2 separate regions of the Homo sapiens genome follow, and region 1 is linked to region 2. Evidence: read pairs that join two places in POLR2A ChIA-PET (ENCODE). Cell type or tissue: PC-9. All regions are shown on one strand. Each heading gives the region's core, and the rest is flanking DNA. Links, peaks and the distances in the headings are about the cores only. Region 1 has its middle 78 kb from the start of WNT7A. Region 2 overlaps CAND2 (cullin associated and neddylation dissociated 2 (putative)).

Evidence for each region. ChIA-PET counts read pairs that join two places held together with the same protein. Peaks named below come from ENCODE experiments on the same cell type or tissue, not always from the same donor. Only the 100,000 strongest peaks of a DNase experiment are listed, where the experiment ranks them.
Region 1: POLR2A ChIA-PET joins it to region 2 with 5 read pairs; 1 of 35 experiments calls an interaction of 5 or more read pairs at or near these places.

What each region holds. Positions count from the first base shown.
Region 1 is chr3:13,797,732-13,806,199 of GRCh38, forward strand. No RefSeq gene overlaps it. Among named protein-coding and RNA genes, the nearest start is that of WNT7A, 78 kb to the right of the region's middle. In PC-9, for the core only: no CTCF peak of the experiment used is centred there; a DNase peak (open chromatin) is centred at 4,290; H3K27ac peaks cover 601 bases.
Region 2 is chr3:12,818,731-12,827,198 of GRCh38, forward strand. It overlaps CAND2 (cullin associated and neddylation dissociated 2 (putative)), which reads left to right. Exons shown (of 15, transcript NM_001162499.2): 11 at 1,356-1,451; 12 at 6,740-6,909. Among named protein-coding and RNA genes, the nearest start is that of SNORA7A, 17 kb to the right of the region's middle. In PC-9, for the core only: CTCF peaks have their summits at 4,452 and 4,663; a DNase peak (open chromatin) is centred at 4,471.

The DNA.
Region 1 (8,468 bases), core at 400-8,399, 980 kb after region 2:
ATACAATGGGAATATGTATGTATATGTTTATAATTCACATAGGCAAAACTGATCATAGTGGTTACTTCTGGGGAGCAGGATTTTGGAGATGAGTGTATTTTAACCCTTCACTTTAGATACTTCTGCATGTTTTTAAACTATGGAACATGTATTACTTTTGTTAATAAAAATATAAAGGATATGGCTGGGCGCAGTGGCTCACCCCTGTAATCCCAGCGCTTTGCGGGGCCGAGGCGGGTGGATCACTTGAGGCCAGGAGTTCGAGACCAGCCTGGCCAACATGGTGAAATCCTGTCTCTGCTAAAAATATAAAAAATAGCCGGGTGTGGTGGTGCGTGCCTGTAATCCCAGCTACTCGGGAGACAGGCAGGAGAATCACTTGAACCCAGGAGGCAGCCATTGCAGTGAGCCGAGATTGTGCCACTGCACTCCAGCCTGGGCAACAGAGTGAGACCCTGTCTTAACAACAACAGCAACAATAACTATATATATATAAACACACACACACACATATGGATATTACTTCTTTACACTGGAGGGAGCACAGAGAGGCAAGGGCTGGCTCAGTTCATCCCATCTATGGGTTCACTCACCGAGATCTATCGGGCACTGGCCTACTCTGGTTTCCTCCTCCAGCGAATGTGATGGGCCTGCCTCGATGCCTTAATCCACGTTTTAGTTGATTATTCCAGCTGCGGCTAGACCGAGGTATCCTGGTGGCCTAACACCGTGGAGGTTGGTTTCTTGTGTTTCAGCAGCCCAGGAGGGCATGCAGAAAGGGGGTCCCCATGGGCAAGGTGGGTCCCAGCCTCCTGCCACCCGTGGCTCCTCTATTAAGGTGACTATCCAGAATAGAGGCGGACTAGGTCCATCCGCTTCTCTCCACCCAGGTCTGGCTGTGGTGTGTCCCCACTCCTGCTCACAGTTCCCTGAAAAGAAGCCGTCCTACAGAACCATTGTCTAGGTGCACGGGGCTCGGGGTGAGTGGGAGATCCATGCTGGGGCCTGCAGGAAGTGGCTGTGCTCTGAGGAGGTGCGAGCACAAATGTCCTTGGCCTGTCTGCCTCCACTGCCAACATCTTTTCTGGTGCTGATTAAGCCGCCATGCCTTAGGAGCAGCCAGTGGAGAGGTATTAGGTGGAATCTCATAAATGCCAGAGTTTAAACAGCCCTGGGCACTACGTCAGGGCAGGGTGGGGAACGCACCCGGGGGCCTGGGCTCCCGTATGGGGGCTACACTTTTTATTATGGACTTGGCATTCATCAGCTGCCTCACCTCCAAAAACCCACAGAACGTGCACGACCTAATGACCAGATTGGTAAGGGCCAGGAAAAGACAAAGCTAGCTCAGGGAGTGGAGTGGAGGCAGGTATCCTTGCACTGGTACTTCAGGCAGGGAGGTCAGGGAAGGCCTCTGGGAGCAGGTGACTTGTGACTTTTTTTTTTGAGACAGAGTTTTGCTCTGTCACCGAGGTTGGAGTGCAGTGGCACGATCTCGGCTTACTGCAACCTCTGCCTCCCAGGTTCAAGTGATTCTCCCGCCTCAGCCTCCCGAGTAGCTGGGACTACAGGGGCCCACCACCATGCCAGGCTAATTTTTGTATTTTTAGTAGAGATGGGGCTTCACCATATTGGCCAGGCTGGTCTAGAACTCCTGACCTTTTGATCCGACCGCCTCACCCTCCTAAAGTGTTGGGATTACAGGCGTGAGCCACTGCGCAGCTGGGAGGAGGTAACTTCTAAACGAGGTCCTGCCTGGAGGAAGGGAGGGTGGGGAGGAGCATGGCATGTCAGACCCAGCCAGGAAGCCCAAGGGGCTTAAGCAAGTTAGCAGGGACATCAAGAGTGCTCAGGGTCAGCTGGGACAGAGTGGACCCTCTGGCCGTGGTAAGGAGTTTGAATTTTATCCCAGTTGTGAAGGGAACCCAGTGGGTGAATGAGCGAGGCAGACAGGTGAGCAGGGGTGAGGATGCAACACAGTCCCTGCCTCCGGCTGGGGAGGTAATACCCAGGGAACTATGGAGTGCAGAGAGCCCAGGACATGATGGGTTAGTGCAGGCTTCTGAAGGAGCCAAGGAGGTTGGCCAGATGGGAAGCTCAGAGGAGGTTTTTCAGATAGTAGACCCAGTGGAAAAATGCACCAAATATATAAACCAGCAATTTATAGAAGTGGAAACAGAAAAGGCCAAACAGCTCAGGAAGAGATGGGAAAGCTCATTAGTAACCAGAGAAATGCACATTAAAATAACAATGAGCTATCACCTTACATTGATTAGACGGGCAGGAATTAGAAAGCTGGGTTATGCCAAGTGCTGGCATGGGTGTGGCATAGAGAACCTCTGGTGTCCTGAGTGGGAGTGGTCACCAGTGGAACCAATCAAGAAAGCCATCTCCTAATCTCCCAGTTCTTATGCACATGAAGTTACACACCGAAGAAGCAACAATTCTGCTTCTGGATATTTATCCTGAGACATTCTCTGAGGTCCCTTAGGCCACATGCAGTGTGTGAAGATATGCTCTGCAGGCAGCTGGGTGCCCACGACTCAGGTGCAGATGGACCTGTTCTCACCAACCATCACTTGCCGGGTGCAGGGCAAGGCACGTGACCTCATTCCTTCATTGAAGAAAGAATCCCTTATTAATCCCCATTTGACTGCCGAGGAGACAGGCTCCTCGGCAGGTGGAAGCCCTGGCCCAAGTCATGTAGAGAGTCAGTGGCTAAGGTGTGTGACTCTACCTCATCAAAGGCAGCCAAGGTCCCAGAGGAGCCCTGTCCTCAGTGGTTTTACTCTCCTCCCCATTAAGGGGGCAGCTCCTGCAGAGATGGAGGCTGTAAGTTCGAGTGGAATGTGGTCTTGTAGCACATACCCTGGCTATTTTTGGGAGCCCAAGTCTGAATCCTGGCTCTGCCACTCAGCAGCCAGAGCTTGGCAGGCTCAGGCTTTCCACCTGTGAAGTGGGCCCTCATGAGACCCACCTTAGAGGCTTTGGTGAAGTTTCTTATGCCAAGCTTCTGGCATAAGAAATATATTTCTTTCCCTTCTCCCCACTTCCCAAGTTCAGGGGGAAATCAGCCATCACCGCCCCACATTTAAATGAGGAAGACTTCTCAGATGGGGTGTGTCTAATCATGGAAGCCAGTTTTGCAAAGGTGAAATCTGGGCAAACTGAGCACTTGTGCCTGCCGTGCAGCCTCTGCTAAGTGCCCATCCATCTCGGGGCCTCCAGCCCACCCACTGTTAAATGCAGGGGCTGGACCAGCTGGTCCAGGTGAGTAGATACTCTATGACCCAACCAATGCTACTTGGTCAGGGACCAGGAGCACTGCATGCTCTTGAAGAAATTGCCCAGAGTGGGGAAGAGGGGAATCTCAAAGAAGTGCGGGATGATCTACACTTTGACTCATGTGGGACATGTTGAAGGGTTCCAGGCAGCCAGAGGCTGCATCCTGGTGCCTGCTACACCTCCAGCCCTGCTCTGACCCAGCGCCCCTCTCCCACATAACCCCCTTAGCAAAGCCAGCTGGAGCCTAGCATGCCCTGCCCTCCACCTGGGCCCAAATATATCCAACAGGGAAGCCTGGCACTGAGCTGCAAGCCTTCCTTGGATAGCAAGCTGGAAGCTGGGATGGGGATGGCAAGAACCTGAATCATGAGAGAGGCAGAAACACAGAGCCACCCGATGTGGGGCTCACTTAAAAGAGTCCAGGCCCTGGAGCTAGCCTGCCTGGGGTAAGTCCTGGCCCTGCCATCTCACAGCTACGCACCTGGGCAAGTCTTCTTGCCCCCTATGTGCCTTCAAGGGGACAACAGCAGTAACTGCTCGCTGGATTGTGCTGAAGATGAAGTGGGGCAGTTGCGGGGTGGTCTACACACAACACAGATAAGCCACTGTTACTGTGACACCTGCGAGGCCACCCTCTCCAGTGCCAGCGGTGGGCAGCGGGAGCAGCAAGCTCTCAGGGTAACACATAGACAAAAATTGCAGATTCAGATCTATCAGGACCAAAGAGCTTATTCTGTTGGCATCAGTCAGGAGAGGCGAGGCTATGCTGTAGTAACAAAAGGCCCCAAATCCCAGTGGCTTAATACAACAAAAGCTTATTTCTCATGCATGCCACATGTCCAAATGGGCTAGCAGCAGCTTTGCTTTGTGCCATCCTCACTCGGGGAGCAGGCTGATGGAGCAGCCACCACTGGGAACACCGCCAATCTTTGGGCAGAGGGGAGAAGAGAATGGTGAGTCACACACTGGCTTAACAGCCAGTTAAGTGATGGTGTCTCATCACTTCCCCTTCCGTTCAAACTGGCCAAGGTGTGTCGCATGCTGAACCCCAGTGGGGCAGGAGGCACAGCTCAATTATATGCCTGGAAGTTGGACAGACAGAATATCTTTGAGCAGTTCCAATGACGGCCACGCCGCCCAACCTCCTTTATTACATTATTGTTGATGCTATTGTTGTTCTAGGGATGAGTATGCAGGAGCTCAGAGGGATTGAGGAGTTGGCCCCAGACCACAGAGCAGTCAGCGCAGAGCAAGAGCCATTTTCTCATTCAATAAGTATTTATTGGACACTCACGTTAGACACACACTGTTTTAGGCACTGGGGAAATTACACAAAACAAAGATCTGTGTTTAAGACAATTGTTATGCTGGTGGCAGGTGGGACACAGATGATAAGTGATAAACACATAATAAGCAAGTGAAAGGGATCGTAAGTGGGAAGGTGGGAACAACAAAGTGGCAGGGAGGGGAGGCTGGAGTTCTGGAAGGAAGCAGGTGCTTTCAGTTCCAAATAGGGTGGTCGGACCTCCTTGAGAAGGTGACATTTAAGCAAAGACTTGCAGGAGGCAAAAGGGAGAGCCATGGGGACGTTTGGGGGAAGAGCATTCCAAACAGAAGGCCCATTCTGTTATTCAACCAACAAACGTTTATTAGGATCTGCTCAGGCAAGGCCAGTGCTGAGAGCTTGGCACACAGAGCAGAATAAAAGAATCTCACTTTGAATCCTTGGAGCCCAATGGGGAAGAAGAAAAAGACCTGATCATTAATTAATTTGTCATTTATTAATTCCCTCATTCATTGAATTCATTGACTCACTCACTAAGCATTTGTTGGTATCCACAGTGTGCCCTCTCTGTATGGGGTGCTGGGGCCTTGTTGCAGGATCAGATATGGTCCCTGTCCTTGAGGAGCCCCCAGTCTGGTTGGGGGAGGCAGGAATAGATAGGCAGCTACTAGCCAATGGGAGAGAGAGAAGGGCACAGCGGTCAGAGAAGCCCAGAGGAGGACTGTGGCTTGGAGAGCTGGGAGGCCTGGCCACATTTCGGGGAAAGACTAGGGAGGCCTGAGTAGGTGACGACAGTGGGGTTGGAGCGGGAAGATTTGGGAGATGGGATCAACGGGACTTGGTGACAGATTGGATGTGCATGCTGGGAGGAGAAGGGGGAGCCAAGATTGATTTTGTGTGGCGGGGAGTCCCACCTTGGGTTCTGAAAATCTGGAGAAAGGACCATTCTCTGGGATCACAAATAGGGAATGCAGAACAATTCTGGTAGAAAATGCTGAGTCCAGATTCGGCCATGTAGGGGAGTGAGGAGTCTGGTGGGAGAGTGTGCTGCATTATAGCAGGGAAGGGGGTTCAAACCTAGGTCTGCCCTTGCCTGGCTATGTGATCTGTGACAAGTCAGAACTCAATCCCGTTCTAGGTCTTAATCTATCACCTGTAACTGTAATGAGGAATATCTGCCTTGCAGAGTGCTAGGGGAAGAGGGCAGTTCTAGGGAGGTCAAGTAAGTGCTGCATCTGTGGTCATATCTGGCTGCTCCCAGGCCCAATTCAATCCTAGTTCTGGGGTGGGGCTGGGTTCTGGGTTTCTGTCTTCCCCAAGCTCCACTGCGAGGCTGGTGTGCAGCCAAGGTTGGGGACCTCTGTGGCATCTGCTGTGCCTGGTGCACCTAGGGAGCCTGATCAGTGGAGCTGCTTTTTTATTTTTATTTTTGATGCTACTATTTCTTGTACTATTATTCAGATGGCAACATCTGGAGGCAAGTAGAGAGCTAGCTCTGGAGTGAGGTCCTGCTGGTGGCTGCAGACCCCTGATCTCCCATCATGTGGGCCACTACATTGCCAAGTGGGAGTCATGCTGCCTTGGGGTTTTTTGAGAAGGGGGCCCTGTGGACACCTGATCAAAAATGGGTAAGAAAGGAAATAGGTTGTGAAAACAGTCTCCACAACTCCCGTGAAACTACGGGTTTTATTCTTCTCTAGGTAATTTAAAAGTTTTGCCCCCTGGCCAGGCGCAGTGGCTCACGCCTGTAATCCCAGCACTTTGGGAGGCCGAGGCCGGTGGATCACGAGGTCAGGAGATCGAGACCATCCTGGCTAACACGGTGAAACCCCGTCTCTACTAAAAAATACAAAAAATTAGCTGGGCGTGGTGGCACGTGCCTATAGTCCCAGCTACTCGGGAGGCTGAGGCAGGAGAATGGCGTGAACCCGGGAGGCGGAGCTTGCAGTGAGCCGAGATCGAACCACTGCACTCCAGCCTGAGCGACAGAGCGAGACTCTGTCTCAAAAAACAAACAAAAAAGTTTTGCCCCAAATCAAGATGAAGTATAATTACAAAACATAGGCCAGGCGCGGTGGCTCAGGCCTGTAATCCTAGCACTTTGGGAGGGCGAGGCAGCTAGATCACCTGAGGTCAGGGGTTCGAGACCAGCCTGGCCAATATGGTGGGCGATGCACGCCTATAATTCCAGCTACTTGGGAGGCTGAGGCAGGAGAATTGATTGAACCCGGGAGGCAGAGGTTGCAGTGAGCCAAGATTGCACCAGTGTACTCCAGCCTGGGTCACAGAGTGGGACTCGTCTCCATAATAATAATAATAATAATAACAACAACAAAATACAGCTAAGCAAAAAACTCACAAAACTCATAGGCCCACAACCTGGGAAAACTACTGTATACACCAAATTTCATGTAAATAGATTCATTACCTAGGCATATATATATATGCACACACACACATATACATATGTGTGTGTGTGTGTGTGTGTGTGTGTGTGTGTATAAGTATATCCACTCACAGCTGACCTTTGAGCAACACGGGTTTGAACTCCTTGGGGCCAATTATCCTCAGAGTTTCTTCTGCCTTTGCCAGCCCTGAGACAGCAAGACCAACCCCTCCTCTTCCTCCTCCTCAGGCTACTCAACGGGAAGATGAGGATGGAGACTTTTATGACGATCCACTTGCACTTAATGAATAGTAAATATGTTTTCTCTTCCAATGAATAGTAAATACGTTTTCTCTTCCTTGTGATTTTCTTAACAACATTTTATATTTTCAAGCTTACTTTACTGTAAGAATACAGTATATAATACATATAGCATACAAAATATGCATTAACTGAATGAGGATGGAGACCTTTATGACGATCCACTTCCACTTAATGAATAGTAAATATGTTTTCTCTTCCCTGTGATTTTCTTACTAACATTTTATATTTTCAAGCTTACTTTACTGTAAGAATACAGTATGTAATACATATAACATACAAAATTATGCGTTAAATGACTGTTGATATTATCAGTAAGGCTTCTGGTTAACAGTAGGCTATTAATAGTTAAGTTTTGGGGTAGTCAAAAGTTATACATAGATTTTCAACTGCAAGATGGGCCAGTGCTCCCAACCCCCACGTTGTTCCAGGGTCAACTATACTTATAACGATTATATTTTTATTTCCACGAAAAATGAAACGAGACTCTTAAAGCCTGGATTCACATCCACCACACTGCGCAGCAGGTGATTTACCCTTTCTGTCTCTTGTTCTCCACATCTAAATGATAACCTCTGCAATAGGCTGGTTTAAACAGTCAGATGTGGTGGGGCGTGCCTATAATCCCAGCTACTTGGGAGGCTGAGACAGGAGGATCCCTTGAGTTCAGGAGTTCAAGACCAGCCTGGGCAAAATAGTGAGACCTTATCTCTAAAACTGCATTTTTTTAAAAAGTCAATTCTTGAAAGATATTTAAATAATATAAAAATCATCTTTTACGTCTCCCCATGGAATTACCATTTCCAATGCTCCTTGTTCCTTTGCATAAATCCACGTTTCCAGCTGGTGTCATTTTCCTTTTGCCTAAAGGGCATTCTTTAACAACTTCTTATAGGTAGTGTGGGTCTGCTGATAATGAATTCTTTCACCTTTTGTGTGTCTATAGAAGTAACATCTTGTTTTCCTCTGGCTGTTTTTAAGATTTTCTCTTTTTCACTGGGTTTTGAGCAATTTGATTATGATGTGCCTTGGTGTGGTTTCTTTCATGTTTCTGTGCTTGGGGTTTGTGGAGCTCTGGGCTCTGTGGGTTTACAGTTTTCCTTGGATTTCGAACATTTTTGGCTATTAATTTTTCAAATACTTTTTCTGTTCCCCTAGCCCCTTCTCCTTCCCAGATCCCAACTCCTTGCT
Region 2 (8,468 bases), core at 135-8,134:
GAGTAAATCAAGAGCTGCTGTTGTTACTAGGTAGGTTAGTGATTTCAGTTAAGGCCTTCTTGGGTTGCTGGGTTCGTAAGAAGCAGTTGTCTGGCCTCAGGACTGGATGGAAGAACATTGTTGAGGACACTGTCTATTACATCACACAACCTTGAGAGACGAGAGTGTTAAGATGCAGAGGAGCCCTGCTTTGCCTAAACACCTATTTGTTTCTATCTCACGTGCACTGTTGAACCAGCCACCCGGTCACATTTCCTTTTTAGCACCAACTGCTGGGAAGCTTAGAGCCAGATGAGTGGTCTGCTTCTAGTAGGTTCCTGGGACTTCCTTATTGATGCTCTCTGTACATCTTCCTGCTAGTCTCCTTCTCACCTCCCTGCCTTCAGTCGTCCTTGGCCTTGTTCTTGTTTTCAGTTCACTTAATCTTACTCTCTTGTGCCTGTCTTCATCAGCCACCCTAAATCTTCCTGGGAGCCAGTCAGGCTGGCAAGGGAAAGAGGTAAAAGCTGAAAGTCTGAATTCAGTAACTCTTCCATTCATTCATGCCTTAGCACCAAATGGTAAACTTTTCCTCGAGGCTGAACATAAAGCCTGTGGGGTGGAAACACCTTAGCCCATTCACTGCATTGTGCTGGGGTTGGGCAGGGAGCAAAGGGGGCGAGCCACTGAGGAGAGATTCAGACGCAGGTGGAGCGTCCACCCATTCGTTTCCTTCATTAAGGGAATGTACTTCCCCTCTTTACTGGGCTTCTCTACTCAGAAAGCAAGCGGCAAAGCACAAGTAAGCAAGCTCTCTGTGACCGAGCCTGGAGGTGATCCGAGTTCTGTTAGGCCTCCCTGACCACCAGCCAGAACGCAGCCCCAGGAAGAGGGGCCCAGCCAGGAATTCTGGATCTGCTGTGTGGCCCTAGACATGAACTTAAACCCTCTGAGTCTCTCTTTCCTCATATGTCAAAGAGATGATTTTTATTGGTGATTTTATTGGTTCTTTTAATACTACTTTATTATTAATAGGATCATTGTTAGGACTCATTGAGATAACATGTCTGAAAAATCCCAAGGCCTGAGGGAAGGTCTTTGTTGGAGCAGTTCCTGTCTTGGTTATTGGTTCCCTGTTTGCAGCCTGTGGTGTTACCTGAGCACTGGCAGTCCTACTGTTTCAGCTGCAGCAGGAAGAATTGAGGGGAGATTCAAGGCTGCCAAGGGAAATGGTAGAATCCACTTTCCCAGAGATGGGGAGGGGGTACAGTTCTGTTTTCCAGGGAAGCAGGGGGAGGAGCCTAAGCACCTTCTGATCTGTGAGCCTCCAGGATTGGCCCCTGCCCCTCACTAACTCACCTCTTCTTGTCCTGCAGGTCGGCCACACACCCGGAGCACCGTCATCACAGCGGTCAAGTTCCTTATCTCGGACCAGCCCCATCCCATTGACCCCCTCCTGAAGAGCTTCATCGGTGAGCACCTACCTCTTGCCCCTCCACCTTGTTCAGTGCCCCCACCCAGTCCTTGAGCTTGGGCTGATGTTTACTACCCAATAGCCAAGGGCAATGGGAGACCCGGGAGGTGTGCCCATGATGGGCAGCAGGGCCTGGCCCTCCAGTTAAAAGGCCTGGGTTCACATCCCTGCCTTCCTACTGCCACTCAATCATGGGTGGGTGTGGCATGCCCATCACACCTCTAAGCCTCGCTTTCCTCATCTGTCAAATGGGCGTGAGAAACTCTTATTATCTGCATTTTCTAGAGTTGTCCTGGAAGCCCATGGGCAACTGAGGGAGAAGATGCTTCATCAACATATAGACTCTTGGGAATGGAAAACCACCAGCCTCTCACATGCCTTAGCTTTTGCGGGCCCCAAAGTGGGGCAGGGAAGAGTGCTCCCCCCGGCCCCGCCTGTCCACTAGATCGCCCTCTGTCTGAGGGGCCTTCTGGCCTGAGGAGCCCAAGCAGCCTTCACTGGGAGGAGAGGAACTGAGACCTCCCTCTGGGGCTCGGCAGGACCACTGGGTTTTTCCTAGGAAGGCAGAGCCCTCGCCCCTTCAGAGCTTGGAGCCTGCAGCCCCTCACTGGGCCACACTGGAGTCTCAGCCCACATCTAGGCAGGGCAGCCCAGTAGAGAGAGGTTTTGGAGCTCACCTGCCTCAGGTTCAAATCCTGGCCCTGCTATTCCCTGGGTGTGTGAGTGTGGACAAGTCTTCTCATCCTCAGCTATAAAATGGGGGTGCTGGGCCAGGTGCGGTGGCTCTCGCCTGTAATCCCAGCACTTTGGGAGGCCAAGGCAGGTGGATCACCTGAGGTCAGGAGTTCAAGACCAGCCTGGCCAACACGGTGAAACCCTGTCTCTACTAAAAATACAAAAATGAGCCGGGTATGATGGCAGGCACCTGTAATCCCAGCTACTCTGGAGGCTGAGGCAGGAGAATCACTTGATCCCGGGAGGTGAAGGTTGCAGTGAGCGGAGATTGCACCACTGCACTCTAGCCTGGGCGACAGAGCAAGACTCCGTCTCAAAAAAAAAAAAAAAAATTAGTTGGGCATGGTGGTGGGCACCTGTAATCTCAGCTGTTTGAGAGACTGAGGCAAAAGAATTGCTTGAACCCGGGAGGCAGAGGTTGCAGTGAGCCAAGATCGTACCATTGCACTCTAATCTGGGCAACAAGAGCAAAACTCTGTCTCATAAATAAAAAAAAAGGAACGGTTGTGCTGATACTCATCTGCCAGGGGCCTGTTATGTGGGACCAAGGGGCCAGCAGACGTGACCGTGTTCTGCACTGGAGAACACGTGCAGAAGCTCTAGCAAGGTCATCGGCAGCAACTTTGTCCCTTGCCCTAATGCAGTGGGCACATGCCCCCCCTCCGGCCTGATTTCCTCCATTGTAACGGAGCTGCCCTTGGCTAGCACCACCAGCGACCTTCACATGGGGGTTCTGGCTTGCTTTAAAACATTTGAACTGGTTTTTGAGCTCTCACTGTGTATCAGGCACCACACTAGGCCCTTTAATATACCTCATCATAGTGGATGCTCACAAGCAAGGAGCTGTGAGCATCCTTGCTCTGCTGGGAGCCTTCCTGCCCTTCCCAGTGCATCACATCAGGGGCACATGGAGGTGGCTTGTCCCCTGGCTGGCGATGGTAACTTTGATCACCCAGTTCAGGTGGATACCGCCATGGTTTCTCTCCACTCTAAAATTACTCTTTTTTTCCTTTGGAATGAATATGAATTTTTGAGTACATAAAATAAGTATTTTATGTAAACATCCTTGTTCTCATCAATTTTTTTGCCCACTAGGTTTAGCATCCACGGTTGTTTCTTGCCTGGGTCAATGATTACTGTGATATTTGCCAAATGGTGACTTTCTAGTTCCATTATTCTTTCCATAGTTACAAGTTTGCATTCTACTGTCTGGAAGAACTTTTTCTTCTCTCCCACTTATTTATTCATCAATTTATTTGTCATTAGAGACTCATGGCTTCTTCCCACTTCATTCCGTGGGCTATACTGTTACTGTCTTTAATTTTGATGCATTGGAAGCCCTTCAAGCTGGTTCCTATTTTTTATTGACATGTTTCAATCTTTTTTTTTTTTTTTTGAGAGAGTCTCACTCTGTCACCCAGGCTGGAAGGCAATGGCACAGTCATACCTTACTGCAACCTGCCTCTCAGGCTCAAGCAATCCTCCCACTTGAGCCTCCCAAGTAGCTGGGATTACAGATGTGCGCCAGCCACCACACCTGGCTACTTTTTAAATTTTTTTTATAAAAACAGGGTTTTGCTATGTTACCCAGGCTGGTCTCGAACTCCTAGGCTTAAGTGATCCACTCACCTTAGCCTCCCAAAGTGCTGGGATTCCAGACGTGAGCCCCCGTGCCCAGCCTCCATCATTCTCTTAAGTGTATCCTTGCTTTTGGCACGATGAGATGCTCCAGATTCATTGCGAACCTCTCCTGCCCCAGTCCTGGAATCAGCCATTTCTCCAAGGAGTCCTGATTCCTTTTAGTGGAGAATGGTATTTTGAATCCAAAATCTGGACACTAGATGTGCCTGTTGCTGTTGGGGCCTCATTGCTTCTAGGCCCTCTCAGCAGACAGAACTAGGAAATGCATGTCTATACGCAGAGACACAAACACATACGTGTATACATGTGCTTCCAGATGCACACCCATGCACATCTTTCTTTGTCCCTCCTTCTTTCCCTCCCTGCCTCTCTTTCTCTCCCTCTCTCTTCTTTCTCTTCTACCTACCTACCCACCTATTTTGAAAACCTTGAGTTCATAGCTGCTTCGTATTGCAGTCTAGCCCCCTTTCCATATGTGTAACTCCTTTCTCTTACAGTAAGAAACCCAGCTCCCATTATCTACAAGATATTTATTTTCTTAATCCTGAAATACACAGAAAGTAGTCTGAGAATTGCTGACTCTTATCTCTGTGAAAACTAATACTCGTGTGTAGTTTTTTTGTGTTTCGCTAGAGGGCAGCTAGTCAAAATACTCGAAGTGGCTTGGTTTGTTCTCTCCTTCATAAGCTGGGTGGTTATGTGGATCATTTTAAATACAGTTTTTGTTGGTTTGTTTTTGCAGGGGGTGGGTATGGGTACGGTGGTTCACTCCTGTAATCCCAGCACTTTGGGAGGCTGAGGCGGGAGAATAACCTGAGGTCAGGAGTTCCAGACCAGCCTGGCAAAACCCCATCTCTACCAAAAAATATAAAAATTAGCCAGGTGTAGGCTGGGCGCGGTGGCTCACGCCTGTAATCCCAGCACTTTGGGAGGCCGAGGCGGGCGGATCACAAGGTCAGGAGATCGAGACCATCCTGGCTAACACAGTGAAACCCCGTCTCTACTAAAAATATAAAAAAATTAGCCGGGCATGCTGGCGGGCGCCTGTAGTCCCAGCTACTCAGGAGGCTTGAGGCAGGAGAATGGCGTGAACCCGGGAGGCAGAGCTTGCAGTGAGCCGAGATTGCGCCACTGCACTCCAGTCTGGGCGACAGAGCGAGACTCCATCTCAAAAAAAAAAACAACAAAAAAACGGGGTGTGGTGGCACACGCCTATAATCCCAGCTACCTGGGAGGCTGAGGCCTGAGAATCGCTTGAACCCGGGAGATGAAGGTTGCAGTGAGCTGAGATTGTGCCACTGTACTCCGTCCTGGGCGACAGAGCGAGACTGTCTTTTGACTCAAACAAAAAAATGATAAATACAGTTTTTTTGCATTTTGGTTTTATTTTTAGGGATTCCCCCATCCTTATTTCTTTATTAAGTATATAAAACATTAACAATTCTAAAATGTTTAAACTATAATGGCTGGGCGTAATGGCTCATGCCTGTAATCCCAACACTTTGGGAGGCTGAGGCAGAAGGATCACTTGAGTCCAGGAGTTTGAGACCAGCCTGGGTAACATAGTGAGACCCCCATCTCTAAAAAAATTTTTTTTTCCAAACCAACATGGCACATGTATACCTATGTAACAAACCTGCACGTTGTGCACATGTACCCTAGAACTTAAAGTATAATAAAAAAATTTTTTTTAAGTTTAAACTCTATATCATAGTCCTTTTCTGCTACTATAACAGAATACTACAGATTGGGTAATTTATAAAGAAGAGAAATTCATTCCTCACAGTTGTGGAGACTGGGAGGTCCAAGAACATGGCACCAGCATCTGGTGAGGGCCATCCCATGGTGGAAGGAAGGGCAGAAGTGAGCATGGGAGACAGAGAGACGAGAGGCGGGGCTTAACAGGAGCTCCCTCCCATGATCACTGACCCACTCCTGTAGTGACGGCATTAATCCATGCGTCAGGGCTTCACCCTCGTGACCTAATCACCTCTCAATACTATTACCATGGCAATTAAGTTTCAACATGAGTTTTGGTGGGGACATTCAAATCATAGCACTGTACAAGTCTGGGCACAGTGGCTCATGCCTGTAATCTCGGCACTGTGGGTGGCCGAGGTGGTGGATTACTTGAGGTCAGGAGTTCGAGACCAGCCTGGCCAACATGGTGAAACCCCGTCTCTACTAAAAATACAAAAATTAGCCAGGCATGGTGGTTCGTGCCTGTAATCCCAGGTACTTGGGAGGCTGAGGCAGGAGAATCGCTTGAACCTGAGAGGTGGAGGTTGCAGTGTGCCGAGATCACACCACTGCACTCCAGCCTGGGCAACAGAGTGAGACTCTGTCTCAACAACAAAACAAAACAAAAACAAATCATGGCACTGTACAAAAAGGAGTATCCTGAGAAGTGCTGGTGACTCTGTGTAAGTTTCTTGACCTCTCTGATCTTTAAGAGCCTCACCTGTAATAACAAGTTCACATTCACAGAGTCCGTGCTGTGTGCCAGGCACTCTGCTCTGTGCTTTTAATGCATTACCACATTCAAAAAATTTTTTTCTTTTTTTTTTTTTCAAGATAATGCTGAGGCACCACATTTTAAATTCTAAAGACAGTCCCATAGCATAGGTTCTGTTACGACTCCCATTTTACAGATGAGGACATTGAGGCTCTCCAAGGTCCCACAGTAAATTGGTAGAGCTGGAATGGAAGCCACATCAGCTCAAGCCCACATTCTTATCTGGCCTTTGAAGGGTTGTTTGTGCCTGGCACAAAGTAGATGCTCACCACACCCAGCTTACCCCCATTCAGCCAGTTCTGCACGTGCACAGTAACCAGATGGCCGGGGTGGTGAGGGAGGTGACTTTGTGCTTTGGCTGTGCATCCCCCACGCCCCTCATGTTCTTCTGCCAGGAGAGTTCATGGAGAGCCTGCAGGACCCAGACCTGAACGTGCGCCGTGCGACTCTGGCTTTCTTCAACTCAGCTGTGCACAACAAGCCCTCGCTAGTCCGGGACCTGCTGGATGACATCCTGCCCCTCCTCTACCAGGAGACAAAGATCCGGCGGGACCTCATCCGAGAGGTGTGGAGCAGAGCTGGGGACCCAGGGGAAGCTGGGGGTGATGCCACCTCTCATGCCTCACTGTTAGGGCATTATTATCTCATCAGAGCAGGTGCCGGGGCCACATGGCCTGGGTCAAGTCCTGCCCTGACTCCGAGCTGTGGGACCCCAGCCAGGGCAACCTGATCCTCTCTGAGCCTCAGTTTCTCCTCGTGAGCACATGAGGGTGCTAATTGTGTCTGCGTCATAGGGTTGCTGCAACAATTTGGTGAGTGAGGTCCTGTAAGTGTTCAGAACCACCGCAGGCACACAGCCAGCGCTCAGTAAATGTTGATGTTTGACAGGTGTTCACTGAACATCTGCACTGCGCCCAAGTGCCAGGACTCAGAGTTGGGCCTGACTGGGTTTCTGCCACCAAGGAGTTCATCGTGGCCCCCTAAAGGACAGAGATGCCAACTCTGCTGATTACAGACAGCCCCCGCCTTACAATGGTTCAACTTTACAATGGTGCAAAAGCAGTAGCGTTCAGCAGGCTCCTCACCTTATGATGGGATTGCTTCTGGAAGCCAACTTACAATGGACCTATTGTGATGTAATCCCATCATACACCAAGGAGCAGCTGCGTTTCACTTAGAGCCCACCTGGTAAAGGAAGGATTCGGGGGCAGAGGTTAAAGGTGATTTAGTAAGTTTGAGCTGTGGAATACTAGCAGCATTGAGGCCCTTTAAGCTGGGCTTTGAAGGGTGAAAAGGTGTTTACCATTAAAACAGGGCTTCATGGTTGAAAGCTTCAGAAAGACCTGGGTGTCTTTTTTGTTGTTTTTTTTTGAGACAGGATCTTGCTGTGTCACCTAGGCTGGAGTGCAGTGGCACAATCACAGCTCACTGCAGCCTCGACCTCCTGGGCTCAAGCGATCCTCCCACCTCAGCCTCCTGAGTAGCTGGGACTACAGGCGTGTACCACCACACCTAGCTAATATTTTGTATTTTTTTGTAGAGATGCGGTTTTGCCATGTTGCCCAGACGTCTCAAATTCCTCCTGCCTCGGCCTCTCAAAGTGCTGGGAGGACAGCCATCATGCCCAACCTACCTGGGTTTTAAATTCCAGTTCAGCCACTTACAAGCAGTGTATCCTTAACCTGTCCAGCTCAGTTAATTAACCTGCCCAACTCAGTTTCCTCATCTGTCATTAAATGGGATCAGTAACATTTACTTTTTTTTTTTTTTTTTTGAGATGGAGTCTCGCTCTGTCACCCAGGCTGGAGTGCAGTGGCGCGATCTCAGCTCACTGCAACCTCCACCTCCCTGGTTCAAGCAATTCTCCTGCCTCAGCCACCCAAGTAGCTGGGACTACAGGCACGTGCCACCATGCCCGGCTAATTTTTTTGTATTTTTAGTAGAGGTGAAGTTTCGCCATGTTAGCCAGGATGGCCTCAATCTCCTGACTTCATGATCCGCCCGCCTTGGCCTCCCAAAGTGCTGGGATTATAGGCGTGAACCACTGTGCCTGGCCAGTAACATTTACTTCTGATGGCATTTGTGATGCTTGAATGAAACGTCATCAGTCAAGCAGTCAGCACA